Regions from separate parts of the Mus musculus genome. Here region 2 is linked to region 1. Evidence: chromatin loops called from intact Hi-C (ENCODE). Cell type or tissue: left cerebral cortex. All regions are shown on one strand. Links, peaks and the distances in the headings refer to the core of each region. The heading gives the core; the rest is flanking DNA.

Evidence for each region. Hi-C counts contacts between places; a loop is a spot of excess contacts. Peaks named below come from ENCODE experiments on the same cell type or tissue, not always from the same donor. Only the 100,000 strongest peaks of a DNase experiment are listed, where the experiment ranks them.
Region 2: it touches region 1 in a loop (6-fold over the local background); 30 of 42 quality-filtered maps call a loop at or near these places.

What each region holds. Positions count from the first base shown.
Region 1 is chr7:110,425,836-110,440,999 of GRCm38, reverse strand. Sbf2 (SET binding factor 2) reads left to right here. Exons shown (of 41, transcript NM_177324.2): 12 at 1-50; 13 at 2,062-2,160; 14 at 12,608-12,812. Among named protein-coding and RNA genes, the nearest start is that of Gm32861, 150 kb to the right of the region's middle. In left cerebral cortex, for the core only: a CTCF peak has its summit at 8,523 (motif pointing right); a DNase peak (open chromatin) is centred at 8,526.
Region 2 is chr7:110,280,609-110,295,772 of GRCm38, reverse strand. It overlaps Gm32861 (a long non-coding RNA gene), which reads left to right and starts at 7,375. Exons shown (of 2, transcript XR_869865.3): 1 at 7,375-7,679; 2 at 8,676-10,271. It overlaps Swap70 (SWA-70 protein), which reads right to left. Exons shown (of 12, transcript NM_009302.3): 11 at 15,110-15,164; 12 at 12,267-14,542. The coding sequence ends at 14,436. In left cerebral cortex, for the core only: a CTCF peak has its summit at 8,747 (motif pointing left); DNase peaks (open chromatin) are centred at 6,968, 7,299 and 8,733; H3K27ac peaks cover 324 bases.

The sequences.
Region 1 (15,164 bases), core at 4,649-12,648:
TTGTTTCAGAAAGAGGACCTCCCTATAGAGCCTGTGATCTCTTTGATGAGGTATAGTTCTTATCAATGACTAATAGTTTAAAGGAAAAACAAGTTTTTTAACATTTACTCAAATTTTTAAACATTAAGTAATTTAAATATTATGTATATCAAATGTTGATAATTATAGTGTTAATTAGAAAAATTAGAAAACTATAGAATGTTTTAGAAGTACATAAAAAACTTTTAAGAACTAAGATTGAATAGCTTCTTAGATCTTTTTCAAAATTGGATAGTGCTTCTATAAATGAAACGTGTTCAAATACAGTTGTTTAGCGCTTCTCAGTCTGCAGCTCACTGTAACTTTATGCACAGATTTGTGACTCTAAATTGCAGTTGCATTTAGTCCATCAATGTCATAAAGCCATAATTTAAATTTATAGCATTCCTACTAATCAATAATTACCATTTTCTAGCTACCTTAGTAGAAATATGTGAGATACATATGTAGTCTTTATCTTTTTAAGGATTTGGTCACATAAAGGGAGAAATAGACTATATGATGAGGATACTATTTTACAATTATTGTGTTTTCTCTTTTTTTAAAATACACATTTTCATTTATCATTTAGCTGTATATCTACAGCAGTACAATTATGGGGGTCAGGAAAGTGGCTACAATTTATATTTTAGTTTTTGAAACATTACTGTATTGGACCCAATAGATTTAAAGTTTCTGGTGTCCACCCAAAAAAGTCACTCCTGGAACCTAAAGGAAGGCTTTGTTACCTTTTACCACTGATGGCTTATCCTATAGGAAGAAAGGCCTTTTTTTTCAGAGATGGATCTTTTATTCTTTGTAAAGATAGTTAGTTACTCACAGGTAAGGAAAGGGAAGCAGAGCTTCTGTTCTGAAGATGAAGACTAAATGCATCACTTAGTAACCAGCACATACAGGTGTGCGGCACACTACCCTGGCTCGTACAGTTCTTCATAGTCACTTCCCTAAATAATAGTGGTACTGGCCTTTGATCATACTAACATCAACCATTATGTTCCCAATTAAGTTCTCGCTGGTTGATGGCTTATATAGTTAAACTAAGATGCTTGCTAAAGACCTTTGCTAACTCATCTGCTGGTCTCTAAAACTTTATTAATAGCAACGATATTTGATGTGCATCTTTGTTTTCTACCCACATTTTCCTTGCTAACCTCTGGCAAGAAAGTTGGGTTGATTGCTTTCAGCATGAGACTTAATTATTTTTCTTCTCTCTTTGTCTACTTACATGAGAACATATTTTTATAGGAAAATAACATTTGCTACTTGGAAAAATCTGTTTCCTGTATCACATGGGTTCTACAGAGCTTTAATAGGCAGATCCTACTGTGCCCTGTCTTAGGCTTACACGGTCATCAAATAGATACCTTAGGAATGAAAGGCAAATCTGCCTTTCTTGGTATGACAGTCTTCTGAATACTGGCCCAGAGCGGGAAACCCATAGTTCTGCCACCTTTGATTCATCCGTTGGTTTCTAGAAGGAAGAAACTCTTTTCCTTCCCTTTTCACCTGTTTACTTTCCTACACTTCTTTTCATGCCTGTCCTCTTTAGGAAGTATACACTCCCACACGATTGCCTTAGCAAATTACTTAATAGAGAGTCAGACTCCATATGTATCACTTGAGAACTAAATGGAGTCTAAAGGTCATTGTGCTCTTCCGCCTTGATTTAGAGGTGAAGAATATGAACCCAGGTCATACCGTCCATAGAGTCCAGGCAGCACAACATGAATTGTTTGTTCATATTTCTAAGTTAAGGAAACATCTAGAGACTTTCACACCTTCTGAAATTTCCAAGTAAATTATCATGAGTGAGGCCTGAAGGCCTCTGCACTACATAGATAATTGTTCCCCAAGAGTTACTTAGTAGGGGCCACCTGGAATCCATGGATAGAGGTGAAACCCTATCCTACTTTGAAATAACATAGTTTATATGGCTCTTACTTTGCATTTTGTATGAAAATGCCAGTTTTTAAATTCAGCATATTTAGGTACTGATTATTGCCATCTGATTCTTTTTCCAAGTTGGTAGCTTTTGAAGTAGAAAGAATTAAAGTTGAAGAAAAGAATCCACTGAAGATGATAAAGCACATCAGAGAACTTGCTGAGCAGCTATTCAAAAACGTAAGTGTCATTAGTCTATTTAAAAGGATTAATGAAGCATTTCATTTTCAGAACTGAGACGCTCCAGGATTCTAGCAGTAATACCTATGCTCTCGATAATCAGTCCCAAGATGTCACACTTGCTTCTGTGTGTCAGAATCAGTCACTATATCATGAAAATGTCTTGGCCACATTTTTTCTCCATGAATCTTTTGTCCTCATCGTGAGTTTTCTTCTGGGTGTCATGTTTAATAGAGAAAGTTTAAATACAGTGGTAATCAGAAGTACTTAGCACGGAGGGTGTGCTCTGCTTCAGCAGAGTTCATCTGAGCTCTTCATGCCTGTCGTCTAAGCTCTGTTGTTTTGAATTAATGAGGTAATGAACTAAGCTGGAAGAAGGAAAGAAAACCGGCAAGTGAACCACAGAAGCTCAAAAGATGAAAATGCACTCTGGACAGAAGAAGTGTTGTAATTTAAAGATCAGGATGAAATGAACTAACCACCTGAATTCTTAGGCTGGCAGGGAGGCTACATGCTTAAGGAATAGTGGTTCTGTGCTAAGTGAGTGCTGGCCACTCCTTCTTGAGACGGTTGTGGTTCCTCTGTTAAACATAAATCAAGTGGGGAATGTGGCACCTCTGAAGAAAAACAGAGGGAAGTTGTTTTAAGGAATTAGAGTGAAGAAGAACTTGATATTAGTGCCCTGGCCCCAATGGGTATTGTTTAATCTAGCTCTTTGACAAGGCCAATGACCTAACAGTGAGACATTAGTCACTGCTTTGTCACATTCATTTGAAATCTGAGGACCAGTAAGTTAAAAGCAGAAATACTAAATACCTTATTACATATTACTGAATTATTTTCTTTGCTTGTATGTAAATGCATTTGTGCATGTGTTGAGGACTAAACCCAGAGCCTTGTGCATGCTCTGTATCCACTATACTTCCAAGGTGTTCCCCGTATTCCACTCAGTTATGCTCAAGTTCTACATTTGTGGTTGGACCTTCCTTTGAGAGAGAGAATTCTTTTAGAAAGATTCATATTAAAACAAATGGTCTCTCTTTACTGAACTGTCCCCATATAAGTTAGGCAACATAATTGAATATTCTTGGTTTATTTTTGTAATTACTAATGACTTTTATTATCAAATTTGACAGTATGTTTTGCCTAATAACAAAAGAACAGAAATTAACACAGGAAGAAATTAGGCACAGCATGCTTGGTCCTGGCAAAACACAATTTTCAATTTTAATTATTCAACACAGTAATACTTCACTAGACTGTCCTTTATAATTAGTTCCTTTCCTAAGAAGCAATATGTCATAGTCTTAAACGTATCTCATTTTTAAGTCATAATTGATTTGTCAAAAGTTTAAATAAACGGCATAGCATAAACCACTTAGCATACATTATCTGTCATCCTGTAGCAGCCACTTAAGGAGACTCAGAATACCCATTTCCCGAGGTTATAGTGGACTCTGAATCATGCAGCTATTAAATGAAAGAACCCAGAGTTTAAATTTATGAACTCTCTTATGTCGAATTCCTTAATGTACTCGATCATATTGATTCCATTTAGTCCAAGAAAAGTAATAATCAACCAGACAGTGACGGTGACATCTTTAGTCCCAGCACCCAGGAGGCAGAGGCCCCAGACGATCTGCAAAGTGAGTCCAGGACAGCCAGAAAAATTCTGTCTCCAAAAAGCAACAACAAAAAAAGTAGCAATGTTTCTATTACACTTTGGGACTATGTTTTAACAGACTTCCTCACTTGGCCGTGACCCTGTGCTTGACAATGTCCCTGTGCTATAAGAGATGGCTGGTGTTAAGTGAATGAGGAAATTGAAGATTAAGAAGTAGTTTATTCTCTAGGTAGAAATGGTTTATTGATGCATTTCAAAGATATACAGAATGCCAGGTAGGTATCAATCAAACAAGTCCAATAGGACTGATAACTTTAAAAAAAAATAGCTGTTTACTTCTTTGATCTTTTTTTCAAGACTCTATCAGGACAAATGTTAAGCTCGTAAGATGAGCGAGGTTAGGATTCTGATAATCAGTTCGTCTCTGCTGTGTGAGGGTCAACTGTCTACAAGGATTTCGCCAAGATACTTTCACGCAAAAACAAAATAAATAGTTGCTTCTTACTGTCTCATAACTTAAATGTTATGATACATACTTTATACTTACCAGTTTATAAAGAAAAGAACAATAAAATTAATAGCTAGTAATTATACATACATAAAAGTGAATGTAAATCAAAACTGTCAGTTTTTAAAGTGATCATAATGAAACATTGCATTTATTATGTAAAATAAAAATTTCCTTCTTTGTTAAGACTTTTCAAAATGCACTTTACATTTCATGAGTCTTTATTAGGCTTTTTTAAAAAATCTAATTCAATTCCATTTAATTTAATTGAATCCCCTCATCCATTGTGTATTTATGAAGTATTTACTAATGATGAGCATATTTTAGGCACATGATTCTCCTAATATCTTCCAGAAAAGATACACAAACATGATGATTGAAAATCTGAGAATATCATGATTTATTGTCACCATTCCTTCTAGTTGTAATATTCTGAAGTTTGTGACAACCCCAACATTTCTAATGTATAAATTTTTTTAGTAAATTAAAGAAAAAAATGAGACCATGTGATAAAGTCACTTTTTTGGGTCATGAAGGAAATTGAAAATATAAAGAGGAATCCTGTCAATGTGTGGAAAGTAATCCATATTTTTTTAATTAGGTATTTTCCTCGTTTATATTTCAAATGCTATCCCAAAAGTCCCCCATACCCACCCCCCCAATGCCCTACCCACCCACTTCCCCTTTTTGGCCCTGGTATTCCCCTGTACTGGGGCATATAAAGTTTGCAAGTCCAAAGGGCCTCTCTTTCCAGTGATGGCCGACTAGGCCATCTTTTGATACATATGCAGCTAGAGACAAGAGCTCCGGGGTATTGGTTAGTTCATATTGTTGTTCCACATATAGGGTCTCAGTTCCCTTTAGCTCCTTGGGTACTTTCTCTAGCTCCTCCATTGGGGGCCGTGTGACCCATCCAATAGCTGACTGTGAGCATCCACTTCTGTGTTTGCTAGGCCCCGGCATAGTCTCACAAGAGACAGCTATATCTGGGTCCTTACAGCAAAATCTTGCTAGCGTATGCAATGGTGTCAGCGTTTGGAAGCTGATTATGGGATGGATCCCTGGATATGGCAATCACTAGATGGTCCATCCTTTTGTCACAGCTCCAAATTTTGTCTCTGTAACTCCTTTCATGGGTGTTTTGTTCCCATTTCTAGGAAGGGGCAAAGTGTCCACACTTTGGTCGTCGTTCTTCTTGAGTTTCATGCGTTTAGCAAATTGTATCTTATATCTTGTGTATCCTAAGTTTCTGGGCTAATATCCACTTATCAGTGAGTACATATTGTGCGAGTTCTTTTGTGATTGGGTTACCTCACTCAGGATGATGCCCTCTATATTTTTATTTTTACATGAAAGAAAGTTTCACTACTATGTCAAAGTCACACTTCTGAAATTCCCCTGTGGTAAGCAGGAATCAACCATATAATTTTAGTTTGATTATTCTTGTTTTAGAATTGAAAAATGGTGATTCTATTCAAATGTTTGTAAATACTCGGCTACATTTAAGTGTGGTATATGTCTAGCCTGTCTTCACATCCCAGTTCAGGATTTCAAAGAGATGTTCACTTTCCAGTTTCTTCACATCGCTCCTATAATTTGCCCTTTAGTGAGGTTTCAGGAATGGGGGTTCTATGAATTGAACTAGATTTAGCTGCTTTTCTTGATTCCTGGAACTTCTTAAATACCTAAGAAAATTATTGGTGACTTCAGAACCTTGGAAATGTAGAATAGAGGAGAAAACAAAGCTATTGAGATGACTCACACAAGCTCTGGCAGGGTTTTTGCCACAGAGATCATGTGTACACTTCTACACAACTTCTCCTGTGTGCCCAGCTGGTACTACTGGAGGCTGCCCTCTGCCTTTCAGTATTTGCATGAGCGTGTTTTCCTACGTAGGCACCCTGTCCTAAGGCATTGTGATTGCAGACCTCATACAAGACCTTATACAAGACCTCATAATTAAATGCCAGTATAATCAAGATAAGAATTTTAGGAAATTTCATTTTGAAGAACTAGAAAACCAGTTAAAGTAAGACCCTTTAACTCAAAGCATAAACTCCTCTCTCTGATTTGCTTATTCGTGATAAGTCAATTTTTGCAGTTGGCTTTACATGGAGCAGAATCTTGAGTGCACCCATCTACAGATTTTGACAAGTGCATGATGCCCCCAGCATCATATTAAGTGCCTATGGCATTCTTACCACCCAGGGAGCTCTTTAATGCCTAGTGGAGTCACATCTTTCTACCACCTCAAACCCTTGGTGACCAGTGATCTGTTTTCTATCTCTATAGCTTTGTCTTTCCACAGTTCACTTGTTTTGAATTTGCCTTCATTCTCTTAATATAGTTTATTTCAGGTTCATCCATGGTCACATAGAGATGGAGATGGCACCTCTCACTAGTGAGCAGCATCCCACTTGCATAGATTGCCTAAGTTTTATTTCTCTGACTTGCTGAATAACAGTTTTGGCAATAATGAATATCCTAGACATTTATACAGGCACTTACATGAATGCAAACTTTATTTCTCTTAGATAAATCCTTAGGACTCAGATACCAGGGTATATGGTAGCACAACATTTAACATTATTAAAACCTGCTGATTGTTTTCTTATGTGTCTGTATTATTTTGTATTCCCACCTGTAGTGTATGAGAGTTCCATTTGCTGTCTGTCTGAAACAACACTCAGGATCTTAACTTATTTTTTGCTTCTTTGTTTTTCTTGCACTCGTTCTCAAAAGTGTGCAGTACTTTTGTAAAATAGTCTTTGTGACTATTTTAATTTCAGCAGGCAAGTGAATGTATATAATGTTATATAACCATTATATGCAAATGCTGCCTTAATATAATTAGGTAATAGTAGAGACTCTTTCTCTGGAGTCATTAAAGTATTGATTCTCCAAACACTAAACCTTCCCTACTCTACTTAGAGACACTATCATATTGGGCAATATCAAAAAACACTTTTCGTTATCACAGCTAGACTGTGATGTTTCCAAATATTTCACAGTGCGTGAAAACACCCACATCTGCCCTAAACAAGGAAGTGTCAAGTTTAAAATGCTAGTAGTATCAAAATGAATAAGCACATCCAATGAAAAGTGACACAGTTCAGCACATCCAATGAAAAGTGACACAGTTCAGCACATCCAATGAAAAGTGACACAGTTCAGCACATCCAATGAAAAGTGACACAGTTCAGCACATTAGCTGGGAAAAGCCTCCACACAAATGCGTTAATGTTAGGAGACCATGATGCATCTCAGTGGCCACTAAAAGGTTAATAAAGTTAGAAAATTGAAACTGTCGCATTCCATCAGTGTCATCTACTGTCAGGCAGCTCAAGAGTGATTTACATAAGTGATAATAATGTCTTCAACTACATTTGGGGAGATTTGTGTTATTCTTCAGAGTACTAGGTATGAGTGGTGGATATTGAAACAATTTTAAATATCCCAACTAATCTAGAATATTTAGTAACCTCTAACAAAGAATATTTATTGTTTCATTGTTATTGTTAGTGTGGCTATGGCCTACTTTAGATTTCCAGTAAGTCTGAAGATTTTTGTTTTCCTTTATTTGACATGTGTGTTTGACATGTGTGTCTGACCTTCTCTTCTATAAATCCTGAGCATACCCTCATTTAGTCTGACAAAGAAAGAAAAAAATTGATGTTTCCTGACCACATGGTATATAAGTTGGTAATTTTTTTAAATCTGAGAAAAGCAGTGAGCCTCTCCGTGTGTGAGTTACAGCAGGATTACAGAGACCACCCCTGGAAAAGCAGCATCAAACCTTAAAATTTACTCCCAGTGAAAGGACTGAACTTAGCCAGACTTTCTTAGCTGTTCATTCTGGTGGACTTGCACAAAATTGTTTCTGTGTCACTGTGTTCAGTTGTCTGAGTCTTTGGTTATTACTTTATATTTAAATTTACATTTCTCTGAACTCAAGTAAAAATGTGTTTGTTGGCTTGGACTGTTAGAAAGTAACAGATTTCCTTGTTTTAGACATAAAACTGGATTACAATTTTTAATGAAATCAGGACCCTAAGGAACCAGTCGAAACCAGTGATAGTGAGAAGTCAGAGTAGATATGTCTAAGACCCTCGTGAATGCAGCAAGTCCTAGCTTGAGCTTCCTTTCCTTGCTGCTTGTTTCACACAAGTTCTACTGGCATGCGGCAGTTTCAGGTGAAACATACAGTCTTCTACACTTAACGTGCTGCCCATTAGAGGGCAGTAGTGCACAGACACAGCAGCTAGGAAACCAAATAGTAGATTTGCATCAGATAAGCACAGTGTGTCATAAATTAGCAAATCTATCTAAGGTCTACATTTTACTGTAGAATGTTTCTGCCACTACAGGTAGGCTCACCTTTGAACTTTTAACATGGGGTTTTCAAATGCTTATTATATAGATTTGGTTTACAGGTTTTCTGATTTGTTTATAAGAACACTGTTAATGCGCAATATCTTTTAAGAAGTGATGTATGTGTAAATGTGTTGCTTCTTTTACTACAAGTGCAATTGCTATTACTAACATATACATTGTCTGTATTGCAATGTTAGAAAGGAAAGGAGTGCATTTCATTTTAAGCGTATGGTATCATACAAAAAACATGTAATAGAGAACTTTTTAAAATAGATGTTATTTAGAGTTTTAGAAAATAGCCTTAGATTGATCCTGGCATGCGTATAGTGGTGATCGCAATCACAAGACGTCTGTGATAAGTTCTGTATTATCTATCGTCAGTACATATGAGGATGAGCGAGTCATCCTGTCCCAGATCACACCTACTGATGAAATGCTCAGGCTTGGATGTGAGCACCAAGCATGCTGAAACCAGAGAACATAAACTCAAGTACTTCAATGTACTCACTGGATCACCTAAATGTGCTGCTGAATTGTAATGCTACCTAGTTTTATCATGTTTTCATGTCTAATCTTGTTTCTGGGATGCCTATTCAGCTTGTCCATTTAATCCTTGTCCGTTTAGTCATAGGCTATAGAAGGTTGCATACATCTGAAACCTTGACGCAGCCGTTTTCTCTCCGTTAGTCTGTATAGTACTAGAAAAAAATACCTGAAACAATTAACTTACAAGGATGAAAGATTAATGTCGACTCTATGGTTCAGAGACTTTAAGGAAAAGCTGCTGAACCCTGATATCTTGGACTTGGTGACATGGCTCATTATGATGAGTGTGCATATTAGAAGAGGCTGTTCACCTCAATGTGGCTAAGAAACAGAGACAGGAAGGGGCCAATATCCCCATTCAGGGCACATACTTTGCAGTACAACTTCTTTCCACTGGGCCCTAACTCCTAAGGATTTTAGCATTCCCAATAGCACCAATGGCTGATGACGAAACCTAGCATATGGCTCACTGGGGGCCATGTAAGATCCAAGCTGCTATGTTCTTCTGGGCTCCCTTGACTTGTTATGGGTCTTTGTTTCACTGTAAGGATAAGCATGCCACATTACAGGTTTTGACTAGAAGTACTGCATGTAACCTTTATTTTCCTAAATGACCTTAGTCATTGCTAGAACAGCAGGTAATAGAGATGCTAAGAAGTTTCTACTTTAAATTTTTTTATGTTTTAGTTGTTAAAATGAGGAGGCCCTATATGGCCCAGTGGATAAAGCCATGTGAACCTGACATCCTGAGTTCAGATCCCCAGAGTTCATGTAATAACAAGACCCAGTAGTGTCCATGTCCATAATTTATTTCCGTGTACTCAGTGGAGAGGTGGAATGTAGAGATGGGAGAAATGCCAGAAGCTTGCAAGCAAGCTAGCCTAACCTACACAGTAGAGAACAAAAGAGCTTGTCTCAAACAAGATAGAAAGTGAGGACCAACACCCCAAGCTTTCCTCAGACCTTCACACACACTTGACACACATATGAACATATACATGTATACATATATAAAAAAATCCTAAAACCTTGTCATGGTGACTATTTACTTCATTTGAAATAAAGTACAAAGAAGGGTTTTTTAAATTGCTACAAAAATCAGTCTAAATAGAAATAATATTCTTTAGAGGATTTGAGATTCAAGGTCCATATGAATTATCTCTCCACTCTGGAAAAAGTATATCCACTGTATTTTAGAAAATTGATAATTAACATTTTGAGAATGTGGATAGAAGTCATACCTAATGATGAAAGCATCTTAAAGAAGTGAGTCCCAGGGACCACAGATGCTGATGTCTGTGTTCATTCCAGGCATAAACATAAGCTGATTATTTATCTTAGGTTAGTTATTTGTCTAGCATCTCATATGGAGCAGTGTATGAACCAAAATCTAGTGTTTTGACACTTCAAACAGTCTCATTTCCATTGTGTCCTGAGAAATGCTAACTGTATCCTCTGCCCTAATCCACCTTTTTTTTTTTTTCTGGATCTGAGCCATATAACCAGAAAAAATTTTGGGGGACAGTTCTAATAGATGGTGACAGTTGACCATTTTTAACTGACAAGAGCATGTTATAGGATACAAATGAGTTTAGTCTACACCATGAATAGCATAGGTTCAGTGGAAATAAGGAATTTTCTGGTGGCAGAAGGATAATAAATGCTAGAAGTGGTCTAAGAACAGTTGTAAAGCAGCCTTCCCTAGAGAACTTTATAGAATACATGAATTCCACTCTGCTCAGGATTTGAAATAGAATCCTCCTTAAACTGATGCTAGATAAAGTTTCACACAGGCCCTAAGAGTATTTAAAAATATTAGCTGATGGGGTTAGGGTATAGCTCAGCGGAAGCATATAGAAAGCCCTGCGTTCAATCTCCTACCCCAGAAACTTTCAATTAACTAAATTATTAGTTTGATGTATGTCAAACATATCATACTTGATAGATGCAGTGGAAAGTAGTTTAGTGCCTTCTGCATGCCTATCTTTTTCCTGCAATAGGTATAAGACAAATAAAACAAAAACAGCAAAAACACAAAATAAAACACTAACTTTTTAAAATGGGGCTGGAGAGATGGCCCAGAGGTTTAATTTTCAGTATCCACATCAGACAACTCATTAACACCTAGAACTGCAGTTCCAGAATAGTCAGTACCCTCCTCTGGCCTCCTCCAGCAGCTCTATACAAGTGTGTGTATGCACACAGACACACACATGCATAGTTATGAAGAAAAATAAAATGTTTAAGTTTTTTAATTTAAAAATACCTTTTAAACCAAGCAAAACATCCGCTTTTGTGGTGCTTCATTTTAGAGAGACGAGGCTGGACAATAGATAAATCATAGTTTGTAGAAAGGTTTCACATATTAAAGAGAAAAAATATAAAGAAAATAAAGATGTATCGAGGGAGACAGTATAATTTTGGTAAAGTGTCCATAAAAGATGTATATAAGAACTGCAACTCCAGAGGAAGCAGAGAAACATTTCAGACCAAGGGAACAGCTGTGTGTCAAGGTCTTAAGGCAGCAACAGGAGAGCCTGTGAGCTTCAAATCGAATGGATGTAAATTATAGTTGAATAGAAATGCTACATCTTGCAGTCTCATTAATAACTTTGGGTTTTACTCTGGTGAAGGGGCTACTTGAATGAACAAGGTTGTGTGGTGATTTGTCATATTTTAATGAGATCACTGACTTTACTGTTGAGAGATGGAAAAGGGCAGAGTCAGGGAGACCAGTTGTACTGAATAGTCTGAAAGCTGTTAGCTTGAACTAAAAGGAGATGTAGGCAGATTATAAATCTACTCTGACAGTGAAATCCACAAGGTTGATAGAAAAATGGATAATTGTATGTTAGAAAGAGGGATTAGAGATGACCAAAATACGTATTCAGTGATCTAGACTGAGAAAATAGATTTCTAAATAGATGACATTGTTATTTTAAATCTTAGTGGAAATACTTTGTTGTACATAGTTAAATAGAGGACTACAGAATTGAAGAGAACATTCAGATTGAGAGCATTGAATCATTGATGTCTTTATGATAAAGAGCTAACAAACTGGAAGTAATCTCTAAAGGAGTCATGTGTCAGTAGAATAGAGGCCCAAGGATCAAGCATTGGGGTATTTGCATAATTAAAAGGTGAGAAGATGCAACCAGATCTAAAACCAAAGCAAGGTACCTATCTGTTCACAGAAGAAGACAACCAACTGTCTGAGATACTGCTGGAAGAGCTTGGAGAAAGAACCTGGTATTCTGTATACTTTGGCATGTATATGAATGTACACACCTGTTTGATTTTAGTGTGTCCCTCTGTGCTCTTGTATTCTTCCTATTTTAACAAAGTTATGTTAAATATGTTAACTTGGATAATTTTTCTTCTGTGTGATGTTACAGGAGAATCCAAACCCTCATATGGCATTCCAGAAAGTTCCACGTCCAACAGAAGGATCCCACTTGAGAGTTCATATTCTTCCTTTTCCAAAGATTAATGAAGCCCGGGTTCAAGAACTAATACAGGAAAATCTTGCTAAGAACCAGAATGCACCTCCTGCTACACGAATAGAAAAGAAATGTGTAGTGCCAGCAGGTCCACCCGTTGGTATGTACGTGCATGTGTGCATGCATCCATGTGTGCATGTGTGTGTGTACTTGTGTGTGTATATGTGTGTGTGTGCGTGTGTGTGTACACACACGCACACACACACATTGCTCGTTTTAAAAATGAATCTTTTATGAGACAGGAAGCGACATATTCCTATAATCCCAAAACTTGGGAGGCTAAGGCAGGAAGATTGACGCAAGCTTTAGGCCAGACTGAGCTACCTAGGGAATACAACACCCACCTAGAATATCTCTTTCAAAATAAGATTCTATCTAAAAACAAACTGTGTGTCCTAATGAAATACAAGACATATCAATGCAAAGCATATAATTTTATAAAATGATCAAGCTCATAAACTAGAATCAGAGTATTATCAACAGAAACTACTCCATCCACCCTTCCTCCATAAAACATGATAAACTGTCAAATCTGTTTCTTTCTTAAAACAATTTATTGAGCTTAAAGTAGTTTTTTTGTACTTCACATACTGAAATTCCTACGAATATACAGTGCAGCAACTTTGCAGTAACTTACAGTTTACTCTATCATCACGGTTTAGTTGAAGAACATTTTCTTAAGCCATTGTTCTTTTGTACCCGTCCTCAATGATTTCCTTCTTCCTTCTAGAACTACCTTCTCTCTAGGTTGGAGAGTAATCTCCTTCCTGGTTTTATGGGTTTGCCTATTGTGGACATTTGTATAAATGCAGTTATGTACCATGTGTGCCTCCATGACAGGCCTGTTAATCTAGAATAATGTTTTCAAAGTTTTTATGGTAGCATATGTAACTATGCCATTGGTTTTTGTGAACGAATAATATTCAACAATAAGGGAAATGCATGTATATTTGACCTTTTTAAAAATATTCATGAGGAGATGGACATTTGAGTTGGTTTTGCTTCAGGAGTTTTATTAATAATGTTGCTATGAACATTGATATGCAACTTTTGTGTAAATATACTTTTACTTCTCTTGAGTACATTCCTAAGAATACTCTGTTTTAAGGAGCTGGCGCTCTTTTCCATAGAAGGTGCCCTACATTACACTCTACTAGCAATGTCACACGAGGGTGTGACACCTCCCAGCACCAGAGTACTAAGCAGCTCTTTGTTGCCTTGTCTGCATCTTCTGTTAATGTCTATAATGCTGGCTACTGTGGCATACACCCTTAGCCTCAGCAGCCAGGGAACGGAGACTGGTAATTTTCTGAGTTTGAGGCCAGCCTGGTCTACATAGAAAGTTTTAGGGCATCTAGGGCTACATCATGAGTTCTTTCTTCAAATAAATAAAGTGTCTTTGTCCACTTTTAATTTGAGCTATTTATTATTGAATTACTAGAATTTTCAATAGTTTTTAGGTGATTCCCTTACCAGATATCTGATTTGTAAATTCAGTCTCCTCTTTTTTCGGACTGTCTTTCTTCCTTTCTTTAAATTAAAATTTTCTTTATTTTTTACTCCCAGTGCCACTATCACAGTTTACTGGGCAATATGCTTGATTGTAATGAAAAGAAAAGGCTACAATAGACAAAAGTCCTCAGGAATGTGCATCTAATTGACACTATATTGCATCAATCAATAGCTGCACTTTTTTCAAACTGTGGCCATGACAGTCTTTTATGCTGTGTTTTAAAACCTTCTGCTACCATATCCACCACTTCTACCACCAGATCCATAGCCACTACCATTGATACTGCCTCAAGACTTCCATCAAAACTGCCCCTCTTAATGGGTCCATAATTTGATTGCTTTACCCACTGTAATTTCCAAAGTCATTATAGTTCCCACCAGCATCTCCTTTATTGTAACCATCATATACTCCTCTACCGCCACCAAATCCACCAACTTGGTTTTCATGACCCGGTCTACCACCTCCATAACCTCCTCTACTACTGTAACGAGGAACACCACCGTAGTTGCCACCATCACCTCCAAATCTATTATATCTACCATCACAACCTCCATAACTACCTCTGCTGCCACCACCTCCACCACCATAGCCGCCTATTCCACCAGAGTTTCCTCCACAACCCACGAAGTTGTCAGATCTACCTCTATAATGTCTCTGTGACTCAGCCAACTGCATCTCTTGTTTAGAAAGGGCCTTTTTATCAGCCTCCAAATGTTGACACCATTGCATAAACTAGCAAGATTTTGCTGAAAGGACCCTGATATAGCTGTCTCTTGTGAGACTATGCGGGGCCTAGCAAACACAGAAGTGGATGCTCACAGTCAGCTATTGGATGGATCACAGGGCCCCCAATGGAGGAGCTGGAGGAAGTACCCAGGGAGCTGGGGGGATCTGCAACCCTCTAGGTGGAACAACAATATGAACTAACCAGTACCCACC
Region 2 (15,164 bases), core at 4,010-12,009, 140 kb after region 1:
GATACGGATCCTGGGGTTAAAAGAAAGTGGGAGCAGCTTCCTGCCCCCTCCCCCCCGAGGGTATCTCCAAGGTGCAGCAGGCACTCTGGACTGTCTCTAACTCTACAAAGGGGGTTTCTGGCACCAAGTTGGCATTGACTCAACCGTGACTGTCTTCCATGTCCCCACAACTCGGGCCTTGTGACCTCACTGCCTCTGGGGGCTTTCAACCCTGTCTGAGGTCAAGAGTTAATGCGCTGGTCCCTGATGCCCTAAGTAAGTGCCATCTCTACCCTGTGGGCATGCTGTGGGCATGCTGTAGCCATTAGCCATTGCCTGGGAGTCTGCTAGGTGGCCTCCCTGAGGCCAGAGGCTACCGGTCCTTCCTTGTCAAGGGCCTGTGAACCAAGACACCAATGTCCTCTGTCAAGCCACCCCTGTCCCCACTGGAGTTCTCTCTGCTTCTCTCTAATCTCAGGGCCTGCTCCCCCTAGGTGGCCTTCAGTTCGTTCTTCTCAGGAGTCACCTCACACCTTGACTCAGACCTCTCTCTCCTGTTCACAGATGGGCTTTGGTCACATGACTTCAGATGCTATCTAAATGACAGAGTTGCAAACTTTATGTCCAGTTCAGACCTTTTCCAAACTCCACCCCACCCCACCCCACACTACACACACACACACACACACACACACACACACACATACACACACACACACATATACACACACACACATCCAACTACCTTCAATATCTCAACTGGTAGACACCCTAACTTGAAATGTGGGAGAGTAAACCCTGCCCACAAAGGAAGTGCCCTTTAGAAATGGAAACCCTCACCTTTCCTGTCACTGTGGCCAGTTTTAGGAGCACCATTTGTCTGAATCTGCCTCTTCTCATGCTGCCATCTCAACTGGCAGTAGATCAGAATGCACCCTAAGCCACGCCTCTCTCCCTGCCTCCAACAAAGCAAGCGCTAGCAAAGGGCCAGGGAGTAGGATCTACTGCTTCCCTGCATGCCACCCTCTCCTCTCTACCTTTGTCTGGAGCAAAGTCAGGAGTGAGGCATTGAGCAGGGTGAAGTGGAGTGACCTGGGGCTCTTCTGAGCTTGGGTCATGCGCATCCCTCTTCTAAGGCAGGCACTACGCGTGTACACCCCACCCGGAACAAATGTCTCCCCACTTTAACAACATCAAACTTGGACAGTTTTTATTCAGATGTCTTCCCAGGATAGCCTAGTCCAAGCGAAGGAGAGCTGCTCCCTCCAGGGTGCAAGCAGAGAGAGGCCAGACCATGTCCTAAATGAACCTTTAGAGAAAAGGTCCTATTTACTATCTCATGCCTATGTACAGTTGGAGATGCATATGATCGAAGTCAGAAGCACTGTGGGAAGGGACTTATGCAGTAGAAAAACGACATGGCCTGTCGACGACGATGACGACGACGAAGAAGACGACGACAAAGAAGATGATGACGAAGAAGACGAAGAAGAAGATGACGACGAAGAAGATGAAGACAAAGATGACGAAGACCAAGAAGATGAAGAAGGAGGAGGAGGAGGAGGAGGAGGAGGAGGAGGAAGAAGAAGAAGAAGAAGAAGAAGAAGAAGAAGAGGAAGAAGAGGAAGAAGAAGGAAGAAGAAGGAAGAAGAAGGAAGAAGAAGGAAGAAGAAGGAAGAAGAAGGAAGAAGAAGGAAGAAGAAGGAAGAAGAAGGAAGAAGAAGGAAGAAGAAGGAAGAAGAAGGAAGAAGAAGGAAGAAGAAGGAAGAAGAAGGAAGAAGAAGGAAGAAGAAGGAAGAAGAAGGAAGAAGAAGGAAGAAGAAGGAAGAAGAAGGAAGAAGAAGGAAGAAGAAGGAAGAAGGAAGAAGAAGAAGAAGAAGAAGAAGAAGGAAGAAGAAGAAGAAGAAGAAGAAGAAGAAGAAGAAGGAAGAAGAAGGAAGAAGAAGGAAGAAGAAGAAGGAAGAAGAAGAAGGAAGAAGAAGAAGGAAGAAGAAGAAGAAGGAAGAAGAAGAAGAAGGAAGAAGAAGAAGAAGGAAGAAGAAGAAGAAGGAAGAAGAAGAAGAAGGAAGAAGAAGAAGAAGGAAGAAGAAGGAAGAAGGAAGAAGAAGGAAGAAGAAGAAGAAGAAGAAGAGGAAGAGGAAGAGGAAGAGGAAGAGGAAGAAGAAGAAGAAGAAGAAGAAGAAGAAGAAGAAGAAGAAGAAGAAGAAGGAAGGAAGGAAGGAAAAAGGAAGAAGAAGAAAAACAACCACCCTCATTAAGCTTCTTAGTAGTCAAACAACTCCTTCCCTTGAACCCCCATAAAAGGAGCCCCAACAATATCTGGGGCCTAGAGCATCTTCACTCTCAGGGCAGCTATTCCCTGGCTGTCCTGTTCCATAGCTTCCCTTTGAAGGACATTTTCTTGCTATTTTTATAAAGCTGTGGGGGCCTTTATTTCAATTTCTTGAATAAGAAGCCAAAAACCTGGCAACACCTGACTCAGAGCCCACCAGCAGCAACGGGTATCCTTCCAACAGCTTCATGCTCTGTCTTGGCTTGCCCTGTGACCCCAGCTCCCACTCCACTAGCTGCACTGGCCTCCAGGCTCCATGTCCCCACCACAAAGTAACTACAGGTGCCACTCCCTCTTCCTAGAAAGTTCTTCTCCCAGGTGACTTCAGGGCTCATCCCTCCAGTTCTTCAGATCTCTGTTTAAACACGGGTTGTCAGAGACACCCTAAGCACCCACATCGACCCCACTCTCCAGTACCCTTGCTCACCTTTCTCCACAGCGTCGACCGTATCAGCTCACTGTCTGGCCCCTAGAAGAAGCCTGCTTCTTGTGGGATAGTGGGTGGGGCTCAGGCCTTTAATCCCAGTACACGGGAAGCAGAGGCAGGAGGATCCCTGAATTTTAGACCAGCCTGGTCTACAGATCAAATTCCAGGATTTGTTGTGCATTTATTAGAGTATAGAGTCTGGCATGGTAGAGCAGGGTGGTAATACCAGTACTTGCAAGAAGGGTTAAGAGTTCAAGGTTAACCTCAGCTACATGGCCAACCTCAGTTACATAACCAACTTGAGGCCAGCCTGGGCTACATAAAACCTTATCTGAAGAAAGTGGAAGTGATCCTTGTATAGGTACAGATACACAAACACTGGGTATAAAACCTCTGGGAGGGATGAGCAAGAGTGTCTGAGAAGGCGGCTGCTATGCCACAGAACACCTGGGCAGAAAAAAATGTCACTGAAGGGAAAAGAGAACACAGGGAAACCTGAGGGCTCAACGCTCCTGACTTCCCCTGTTTTCATCTCTACGAGGCATGCATGCTGTCGGCAGACTAGCCCACGTGTTTCCAGGTAGTCCCCTCTTTCCTTTCTGGTCTTTTGATGCCTTGCACTGGAAACAGTCTTGACTTAAACAGCTTCCTTCCACCTCTCTGCCTACCCATCTCTCCATCTGCTCATTAGTCCACCCATATGAGCCGGCCCACCACCCATCCATCTCTGTACCCTTCTGTCTTAGTTGGGGTTTCCATGACCAAAGCAACGTGGGGAGGAAAGAGTTTATTTGGCTTACACTTCCACATCACTGTTCATCATCAAAAGAAGTAAAACAGAAACTCAAAACAAGGCAGGAACCTGGAGGCAGGAGCTGATGCAGAGGCCATGGAGGGATGCTGCTTACTGGCTTGCTCCTTATGACTTGCTCAGCCTGCTTTCTTATAGAACTCAGGACCAGCAGCCAGGTGATGGCACTGCCCACAATAGGCTGGATCCTCCCACATCGATCACTAATTAAGAAAATGCCTTACAGGTTTGCATAAACCTGATCTTATGGAGGCATTTTCTCAATTGAGGTTCCCTCCTCTAAGATGACTCTAGTTTGTGTCTAGATGACATAAGCTAGCTAGCAAAACTGACCCCTTGTCAGCTTGACAGATACACATATCACTTTTCAATTAGAAAAGGGCCTCAGCTGGGCAGTGGTGGCACATGCCCTTAATCCCAGCACTCGGGAGGCAGAGGCAGGTTGAGTTCTGAGTTCAAGGCCAGCCTGGTCTACAAAGTGAGTTCTAGGACAGCCTGGTCTACAAAGTGAGTTCTAGGACAGCCAAGGGTACACAGAGAAACCCTGTCTCGAAAAACCAAAAAAAAACAAAAGAAGAAGAAGAAGGAGGAGGCCTCAATTGTCCCCAGGATAGCATGTTAACATTAGTATCTCAATATAAAACATAAATGACTTTAAAGTCACACACCATCTCTATAAATTCAAACCTCCTTAAAAGTCAGGCCAGGCGTGGTGGCGCATGCCTTTAGTCCCAGCACTTGGTAGGCAGAGGCAAGCGAATTTCTGAGTTCCAGGCCAGCCTGGTCTACAGAGTGAGTTCCAGGACAGCCAGGGCTACACAGAGAAACCCTGTCTTAAATAACCAGAAAGGAAAAAAAAAAAAAGTTTAAAAGTTTCTCAACTGTGGAGTCCTATAAAGCCAAAATAAGTTAGATACTTCCTTACTTCAAGAGGAAAGAACCAGGCCACACTCACAGTCTGGAAAAAGCAAAAGTAAATTCCAGCAGTGTAAATATCCCAGGGTCCAATCTCTGCAATCCACTCACGGTTTTCTGGGCTCCTCCTAAGAACTAGGCTAACTTCTCCGGCTCCGCCCTCTGCAGCGCGCTCTCCACGCTGCTGCTGTCCTCAGCGGTCATCCCACGGTACTGGCATCTCCAATGTGCCAGCATCTTCTGCTGCCATGGGGGTGCACTTTTACCAATAACCACTCCTGAACTCCACTCACACCTCAGCTCCTCTCCATGACCTCTTCATTGTTGGGGTTTCCACTGCTCTGAGGCTGCACCCTAACCTATGGCCTCCGCGGCCTCTCACTCTGTCAAGCCTTAGCGCCTCTCCATGACCCCTTGATGCCTTCGACACCAGAGCCACCTGGGAGACCAAAGTGAGCAGCCTTGGCCACTGCTGGAACAGCCTCTGTCTGCTGACTCTGAGGAAACACTTCCCAGAAGACTCCACCTCAGCAATGCTGGTGTCTTCTTAATCACCGCTAATTTCTCGGCTCCAGCTAACCACCATCAATTGTCCCGGCAAAGCAACGGTTTTACCTCTGGTTCTGGCCTCTTGCTAATCACAGCCTATTCTTTAAGCCCAGCTGACCAGAACCACAGGTTCCTATTTAAAAATATGCAATGGCCCCAAAATAAGGGATTCTCAATCTTCCCTCCGGAAGTTCATTCGCAAGCCAGGCCTCTATCACCCCCATTCCTCTCAACTCTTATCTTCTAAGCTCCCACCGAGCAGCAGCTCACTGAGCTTTGAACACTCGATGGCTTTTCAAACCCAAAGTTCCAAAGTCTTTCCACAATCTTCCTAAAAATAACATAGTCAGTCTATCACAGCAGTACTCTGAAATCCTGGTACCAATTTCTGCCCAAGTTAGGATCACTGTTGCTGTGATGAGACCCCATGCCATAGCCCACAGTCTCATAGCACAGTCCCTTGTGGAAGGCAGGCAGGTAGAAACAGAACTGTAACCTGGAGGCAGGAGCTGATGCAGAGGCCGTGGAGGGCGCTGCTTACTGACTTGTTCCCCATGGCTTACTCAGCCTGCTTTCTTAGAGAACTCAGGACCCAGGGATGGCACCACCCACAATGGGCTGGGCCCTCTCATCAATGTTAATTAAGACAATGCCTCACAGGCTTGCCTACAGCCTGTTCTTATGGAGTTATTTTCCTCTCTCTCTGATGACTAGCTAGTGTCAAGTTGACCTAAAACTAGCCAGCACATTGTCCATGTGACAGCCTTTCGAAACACCCAGGTAGGGTGGACCCAGGAAAGATGGTTTGAGCACCGGGGGAGGCATCCAACCTGCTGCTCACCGGGAGAAGCCACAGGGAGCCTTTCCAACAGAAAAGGGCTGAGTCAGATCTTTATTTTAGAAAAATGCCTGACAGCTGTGAGCAGGGCAGGGCAGAAAGGACAGGTCTAAAGGCAGGATGTCAACTCCAGTAATACTACAACTGCTGAGCTGAATTGGGGGGGGGGGTGCCAAGGAAAGAGGATCCTACCGAGTCCCAGTGGGTACATCTTCAAAACATGCCACACCTAAGGCTCAGGGAAGAGAAAGATTGTAGGAGTCAGAGGACCAGAGATGGCTGTGAGACCCTGCCTCCTAGTCATTTCAGATGCTACTACACCCATGAAGTCTCACCAACATGGCAGCCTGAACATAAGCTGAAAGCAGACATCAACTATAGACATGCCAAAGTGGACAGGGAGCCCACGAGGCCCCAACCCTCCATAAAGAACTACAGGCAACTAAGGACTGCTCAAAGTCTTTCCCAAGGAAAAGCACACCAGCTGATTATCAAATGTCAAGTGGTCAGGCCTGAAAACATACAAACAAGTACCATTATCTACACTGAGCAGGTTATAGTTAGGAAAACATATGTGTACACACACATGCGCACACATATACATGCATATGTATGTAACAACAATTAATGGGGGAAAAAAGGAAGCCATGAATTTGAAAGAGAGCAAGGGGGTTGTTAGGGAGTGTTTGCAGAGAGGAAGGAGAAGGGGAAAATGATGTAATTACATTACAATCTCAAAAAATAAAAGAAATAATAAAAAAAGAAAAGATTCCAGAAACAAAGGAGTGGCCTGGGAGCAAGCCCAGGCCAGAGGGCTGTCCCTGCCAGATGAAGGACAGCCCGGCAGGGGGTCTGCGTTATGCAATCAGCAGGCAGGCCCCTGCCTTCCCCAAGAAGTGCCAGCCCAGAAGCTCTCCGCACCCATCTGTACCACCCCTGTGCCACAGTTCCAGGTGCCAAGCGGTGGCACTGACGGCTCCAGCCCCACAGTTCAAGCCTGGCTATGGGAAGCTGGGCCTCTGTTCATTTTCTCCAAGTCCACAGAGGCTGGGCCCTGGGCCCAGTGAAGTCACTGCCTGAGAAGCATCCCTGGCTCCCCGCCCACCCATGGAGGCTATATTTGGAGCAAGACAACTCCCTGCAGACACAGAGCATTGGACCCACCCTGAGGAGCTGCCCTGACCAATTTTACCAAGCAGGGAGGGGGGTGTCACCCATCTCTTCGTTTGTCTGTCCATTCATTCTGCTCGTATGTTCATTCAACAAGTATTTCTGACACACACACACACACACACCCCAGTACGAAGAAGCCGTGCTTTAGGCATACATTCTTATGTAGGCATGTGAGTATTTGCTTTTAAACAGGGATGGCAGGACAGACTCTCAGTGCCCTCCCTCAGAGCTGGCTGGCACCAGTGACTCACAGTCAGGTGCACCCTGTCTCTATGTACCTGTGTACACATGCGAGCCAGCACGCGCTCCCCAAGGAGTGACAGTGACTCAGCTGCACAAGGCATCTGGGTACCTGTGTGGATGTGTCTGTGGGCACAGCCCTGAGTCCAGGCTCTTGTTCCCTGAGGGTTGTGACTCAACTGCACATGGTGACCCAGGAGCCCACAGGCCAGCTGTGTCTTTTCAGCTTCCACCAACCTGACAAGCCAAATAGACAGTGTTGGGTGCAAATATTCTCTCACAGACCGTGCCTGGAAGACTGTGAGGCCAGGTGACCTTGGAAGGCCACAAAGCAGTAGCAGTTCCTATCCAACAGCGGTGGCCATGGAGCCAAGGCCCCTCAACCTCTTTGCTGATGCTTCCTGGAACCTCAGAGGTAACACCCCCTGACTCCATCAACACACGGAAACACCAGCCTCAGGAGTCACACACTAGGACCCAGGCCCAGGCATTAGAGTTGTGTTCTTCAAGCTGGCGGCACAGCCAATGTTCCTGCTATATCCCCCAAGTCTCTCTGTGGCAGCCTTGACAATCAACCAGCTTTTAGCAAGCTGAGACAGAGGCCGGGTGCTGACCCCTGGGGTTCCCCACAGGCAGCTGCCCCATCTTCACCTCTATGCTCCATCTGTCCCTGGCTGTCTCTGTCCTTATCTGTCCCCAGTCTATCTTTGTCTCTTCTCCCCGTCAGGCTGTCTACCACAGAGGCCTCACTAGAGCCGAGGTGCTGACAGAGAGGGGGTGTGGGGTGGACACTCAGTGTCCCTTTTTCTGCCTTATCAAGAAAACTGAAGTCATTGCTCAGGGGGCTCAAGCTGGAATTTCGCCCTAGATGACCTTCCTGGGTCTGGGGCCTCCACAGAGACAGCCCGGGTCAGAGAGTCAGGAAACAGGCCCCTTCTCTGTGGCTGCTGATCCTCCACCCTCCACCCTCCCCCATCCCCAAGGCGCCTCCAGCCAAAACTCCAAGCTTGCTGGCTTGCTCCCAGAAGGCATTGTAAAGGATGGTCAGACAGAAAGCTGTGGTGACCACACTGGACCAAGGATGCAATTCAGGGTCCCCTCAGCTCCCAAGGGAAAGTGCCAGGAGCCTCAGAGACAGAGAGACCATAGAACTCCCACCCCATGCCTTAGGCCTGCCTGCATTGTGGGAGTGGTGGGGGCCCTCTGGCACAGAGGACCCCTCATTTGGGCTTTCTGGTCCCCAGAGCCTGTGACTCCTTGGGGTGACTGACTACCTACCTTCCTGAGCCCAATTTTTCACATCTGTAAAATAGGTAAATCACGTGAACACTATGGGTTGGGGAGATTCGGTAAAATTAGGTGGGGTCTGGCTCCCGGCAGTGCTCAGAGTTTGGATTGTCCCCACTGACAGGATCCTGGTCAGCAGAACACAGGCATCGCAGTCTTAACCCGCGGACATGGTGCACGGCTGCCACCTGGCGGCCGCCTGGCCAGAAACACACAGATCCAACAGGCCTCCCTTCGGAATCCTTGCTGACTGTCCCAGGTGAGCTCACACCTGCTTTCCCATTTCCCACACTGGGTATCACACCACCTTGTGATAGAAAAAAATCTACAGAGTTGTTTGTTAGGAGAAAGAATTCAAACGAGCCTGTCTATCAAGAGTCCGGGAAGTCCCCTCAAAGGCATGTGGGGTGTTTTCCACTTAGTATCGGCTTTCCTGAAGATTCCTGGGAGAAATGGAGACTAGATGCCACTCAGAGCAGCAGGAGCTGGTCAACCCTGAAGAATCTGTGACCATGGCATAAACCTTCAGTAGCCACCCAAGAAGTCACAAGGTGCAGGAGCAGAGATGTGGATCCTGGGGACCTGCTGGGGTATAGCAGTCCTGGCCCCTTGAGATCCCCTCGACCACCGCTTGCTTAGAGGTAAAGAGCTAGGCTATGAGCTGACAGGAACTAGGTATTTCTGGGCCCCATTCTGGGGCTGTTTGGTTCATTCCTCCTTGGACGCCTCAGAAGTTGCACACCTGCCTCTAAGCATCTCGGATATTCCCCCAACTCTCCAGAAGCCTCGCATGAGCAACTTAATACAGACACCTGCCAGACGATCAGCAGAAATCCCCACCACATGGCCTGGCCTAGCTCAAAAGGAAAGTCCCTCACCATGTGACTTCCCCAACGGCATTGTGGGGTGTGGGGAGTGTCCCCACCAGCCTTTAAGGGGCAGATGGCCATCTTGTGCTCCAGGGGTGACACGCTGGGGACATCATCTGTGCAGTGCCATTCTGAGGGCAGACAGCCTAGTCTAACCCTTTCAGTTGACTCAGTGACTGTCTCCAGCAGCCCCAGGCAATCCCCTTCGAGCCTTGGGGGTTGGGGGTTCAGCTTGGTTGCAGGTGGGTTTTGACCTAACTGCAGAAAAGAACTTTGCCCACTAGTTGTTCCAGCACACTGTGATGAGTGGACAGCCATCTGAGAACGTCACCTTTCAATTCAGTGCAGCTGGGCCAGCAATCTTCTCCACGGAGTGCTGTCCTCAACCTTGTCCAGAGAAGCTTCTCTGCAGTGAGCAGCAGTAATGCAGAGCAATGCAGCAGTAATGCAGAGACTCCTAACTGGTCAGAGTGCTGACAGCAAGTGACTGTGGAGTGATCAGCCCCAACTGGAGCATCTGTATCAAGCCCATCCGGTGGCCCAGGGAACATCAAGGCAGAACAAGTGCAGGAGTTGGGGATGGGGAGGTGTGTTATGGAGCGCTGCGTTCTTGACCAGACACAGCCACTGTGCTCAGGGAGTCACGGCAGCCCATAACCAAGCCAGTAAGATCAGTCTTCATTCCGAAAGGCAGCACTGACTGGACTCAGTTACAAAAATGAAAGGAAAAAAAAAGTGGAGGAGGGGCATGCAGGGGCAGGGTGCAGGACAGGGGGTGGGGATGGGTATAATTGAGATACATTACAAACATATGAGATTGTAAAGAATAAATAAAAGTCTATAAAAGTAAACTTCACGTAAGGCAACTTACTGAGTTTAGTGTTTAAGCAGAAAGACACTCTTAAAGATCACATTCAGGGAAGGGACACACCTGCCTCCACAGTGGCTCTGCACAGACCCGGGGGCTCTGTAAGCAGGTTCAGGGCTTGAGGAAGACATGAGCTGCTGCACCCTCTTTGCTGGTCCACATGAAGCTGTCCTTGAGGAGGCTTTCTGTGGGCACAGTGTGTGTGTGCGCGCGCGCTGGAAGAAGTGGTTCTTATAGTGAAAAAGCAGGTCCCCCCAGAGGATGCACAGAAGGCTGGTTCAACACACCACGGTAATCTGCAGGAGGTGTTTCTCAGAAAGGGAGCACTGTCCTAATGCAGGAAACATCAGTTGTCAAAAACTCCTGGGTCAGCCCTGGAGTAAAGCTCAGAGCTAGGTATGTGTGGAAGGGGAGATGTAGCCATCCTGTCTCAGAGTCACAACTGAGCCTAGATCTATGTGACTGATGCCCGGACTCCTTCCCAGGTAAGTACTCTGATGCAAGCAGGGGTGGGAAGCACAGAACGCTGGAAAAAGCCCTTTCCTGCCATCACCAGCTTCCAGCTCAGAACCAGGGCTGCAGGCCTTGGGCCTCCGAGATGAAGTCTTTTCCCTAGTTCACATTCTCTGTAATCACTCATTGTATCCTTGTTTTCATAACCAGGAGTGTGCTGGCTGTAGTGGGTGCCTCGAACCAGCCTCGCTTGGAGAGTGCTGTCCATTCCTGTTAAGTCTTGCTGGCCCTTCTGAGGCTTCCAAGTCACCGGTCTTAGGTAGTGGGTATGTTTGTGGTGGACACTCAATTCCAATCCTGGAATGCTCTCCCCTGATATGAAACCCCTGCTCTGGCAGCCTAGGACAGCCTCACTCCCATTGGACAGACTTTGAGGGTGACATGGAGGTGGCAGCTGGTCTGAACCCCCAGTCTGTGATGGACCCTGTCCCTGGGGTGCTCCTGGCTAAAGAGCAGAGAGGAAACTCAGGAAGTGAGTCTCCCAGATACCACCTTCAGAAACCCAGGTTAGGCTACTGGTTGTGTTTGGGGGAGAACTGGGGTGAAGTGGGGAGGTGGGATCTGGACAGAGCTCTCCTTTGCTTACTCTAACAATCTCTCTGGCCCTCGCAACTGCCATACAGGAGGCAGACATAGAGAAAGGCCCACATTCCTGTGGGTGTATGGCCCTGACAGACTGTTTCTGCTCTAGTAGAAAATGGACAGGGAGGTTGAGTCTAGACTAGGGTTGGAATTTAGTGTCCGCCACAAATGTGCCCACTACCCAAGACCAATGACTTAGAAACCTCAGAAGGGTCAATGAGGCTTAACAGGAATTAACAGCAACTGCCCCCGAGCAGGGGTGATGCAAGGCACCCACCACAGCCAGCACACTCCTTCCAGTTATGAAAACCACAAATGTTTCCAGATACTGCCAAGTGTCCCCTCAGGAACAAGTGTCTGTACTTGAGAGCACTGCACTAGAGAAAGAAGGATGGTTTGACAAACACCTTTCTCTCCCTGCTCTCCTTCATGAGGGAAGACCAGCTTGCCAATACATAGTCAAGCTAGAACAAGGGACCGCTTCATCCACAGTACGAAGTTTTAATCTTGGTGACCATGTAAAACCAAATAGAAAACCACAAGGTTTATTCTAGTCAAAGACATAAAAATAAATAAATAAATTGAGAGAACAGAGACAAGAAGAAAAGACTTCAGAGGTAACAGCAACGATAGAGGTAGGTTCCTGAGCTGACCAAGGCTTCCCACAGCTGTGACTCACACCAAACATGAGGTCACAGCTAACTTCTTGAGGTCTTAACTCCCAAACCCAGTGTTTTCAGGAGTATCCCTAAACCACATCCACATGACTGTATGAAAATGAAGATTAGCAAAAGCACACATGCAGGCAGGCACGCACACACAAGTGCACACACACATACACACACACACTTTACTCCATTTTATTAATGTAACCAGTTTAAAATGTATGAAATTCTGGTATGTTTAATTTTGTTATTGAGTCCACTTTACTAAAAAAATAGAAACCAAAAATCCCATAGAAAACATTTTAATACCTTAGAAAAATTAGCAAAAAAACAAAACAAAAAAAAAACAAGAAGTAGAGCATATTACATTGTATGTGTAGATAAAAATGTTTTAAAATTATAAATATTTTGTTCATTCTCAATATAGTAGATCCCAAAACATTTTCAAATGCTTTTCATTCATAATTCCTGCAAATAATCTCATCTCTCGTTGGAGGAAAGGGCTGATTACAGTGAACACACAGACAGACACTCCCAACGTTTCCTGTAGTTATTACAGAGATGAGGCACGGTCTATAGACACTTAGCTGAAACCACCTTGAGTATCAGGAGAGACCCACAAGTATCAGCGCATTGGCCTAAAGGGGAGTCACACAGTTCACATCTGTGCGGTCTTCTCATCCACTGTCTACAAAGGACTTTCACTTCCCAGCCACAGTGCTACTGAAGCCGGTGAGGCAAGCAGAAACAAACACTACAGACTGCAGACGCCTTCTGCACAGCCCATACAAAGGGAGCATGCAGTATTCAGGCTTGAGACCAGACAAGGAGGGCCGTGGCAGCTGCGGGCCATGCCTCTGGCTGTGCTGTAAGACAGTCCAGGTTTAAGGAGGGAGGTTCTGTCAGCCCGGCCCGGGCGATCCCTTTACCCCAGTCTCCCCTGGACCCCCAGGCCCTTGCTTCCGTCCAGACATTTCACACCGGCCAGTACCTTCTTGGAGTTTCTTTTTCTTTTCTCTCCAAGGACACTGAGGTCTCTAGGAGACATCATCAAGACACAGGGGAGACCCTGGTCCCCTTGGTCTGATTCCCGGCTGCACTGACAAGGAAACATGGTGAGTGAATGGCCAGGTCCAAACCTACACCCAAGTTATCCACTAAGAAGGTTCGTGACACAGTGATACTTTGCACACAAATCTAAACTGTATGAAGGCAACTATAAACATTAAATAAAATTACTTTTATTAAGCAGCCCAAAATCTTAAGAAAAATTGGTAAGACTTCCATTGGCAAATGTTTTCCAGTCATAAAAGGCAGAGATTAATGGAACTCTATCCAGTCCTTATGTAGATGCCAGGACTGCTGGGATCTATCTGTAGACTTGCACATGTCTGGAATGGCCTCCTTCCTGCTCTGAGGCAAGGCTGGACCAGGCCCGTGGGGGTCCCTGCTCTCTACTGAGTCCCACCTCTTCTGTGCCACATGGGTCACCTTCCTGTTTATAATGTAAAGCTTCTTGGCTGTGCATGGAGTTACTGCTGGTTACAGATTCCAACTAGTGTGGTAAGGCTTACTTTCCAACCACTCATCTCCGTCTCAGACCAGATTAGGGCTGAAATCATTCCTCAAACAAGAAGCATACAAACCACAATCTGTGTCATCCTCGGAGGGAAAAGCAGAGAGACATAGTTCTAGTGAAAGCCACAAGGCTGGCCATCATCCTGTGACACTTTACATCTTACCAGTCCACATTCTGTCAGCTTCCACTGTGCCCATGTAACCCCCCAAACTATCCAATCACCATTGATTTCAACAGACTAGCAGCTGGGGACAGAACACCCAAAGAACTAAGTTGAGCCGCTGGGCCAGGATAAGTCTTGCTTTGAGGTGAGGAGAAAGAAAATGCAAACGAAGCATGCCATGTGTGTGGTGGTCAGGGAGGGAAGTATCTTAGCTGAAGCTGGGAAGAGTCACCAACCAGATTCCATCCACAAGGGCAGTGACTAGTGACTTGTCCATCAGAGCACCAACAGCGGAGGCTTGCCATGACACCTGACTCAAAGAGGCCAACAGACCAGGCAATCGGCCAAGGGAATGCGCTGCCGGAGGGGAGGAGACAGCTGACCTCCCATCCAAGGCGGGGCTGAGACCAGGGGCTGCAAGGGCTGCAGAAGACAACAGTGAGGTGGCTCCAGCCACACCTGTGCCTATGTTCTCGCCAGGAGAGCTGAGACATCTCTAGAAGGTAAACATGGCGTCCTCAGCACAGGACCCTGCTGGAGCCCTGAGGGGAGACTTAGAAGCAGCAAAGCCAATGTTCTTGTCCCAGGTATGAAGCTCTTGACTCCTCACTGATGTGACTGACTGGGTGACCGCTGGGACGGCCGTCACTCTGTGGTCTTCTTCTCTTTCCAGCTCTTCTCTCTCTCCTCGAGCTCTGCCTGGGTGAACGCTGCGGGTCCCCAGTTGGTGATCAGATGAGGGTTCTTGGAACCTAAGCGACAAGCGTGCTTTCAATGCAGGAAGGCTGGCTCTCTCCGCACCTGTCATCGCATCAGGGGGACAACACTCCTACTTCTCTGAGGAATACCCAAAAAGGTCCGCCAGCCAAAAGAGCAGCAACTATGCACGCAGGGAGGTTACCCAGGAGCACTTACTAAGGAGGACAAGCTTAAGAGAATCCACAGGAGCATCATGGCTTCAGCGGGCTCTCTGCTCCCATCTCCCTGTAGGAACCCTGGGATTGCAAATGTACATTCCCCCATCCAGGCATTGGTAAGGGTTCCAAGGACTTGAACTTAAGTCGTCAGGCCTACATAGTGCCTTAACCCTTGAGCCATCTCAAGGATGAGCTCACACTTCAGACCCCAAGTGCTAGCAGTACAGGTAGCTGCTCCTATGCCCAGTTTTATGTGGTGCTATGTATAGAAGCAAGAGCTTTGTGCCCCTAAGAAAGTTACTGTTGTTTGTTCACATAAATTAAACTGCATAAATGCAACAGAAAATAAGTTAAAATAGATAATTATACATATATATATATATATATATATATAAATATTACCTGGTTCTATCAATCGTATTAATCCCTCATGATGGGCCACTTTGTCCTTCCAGCT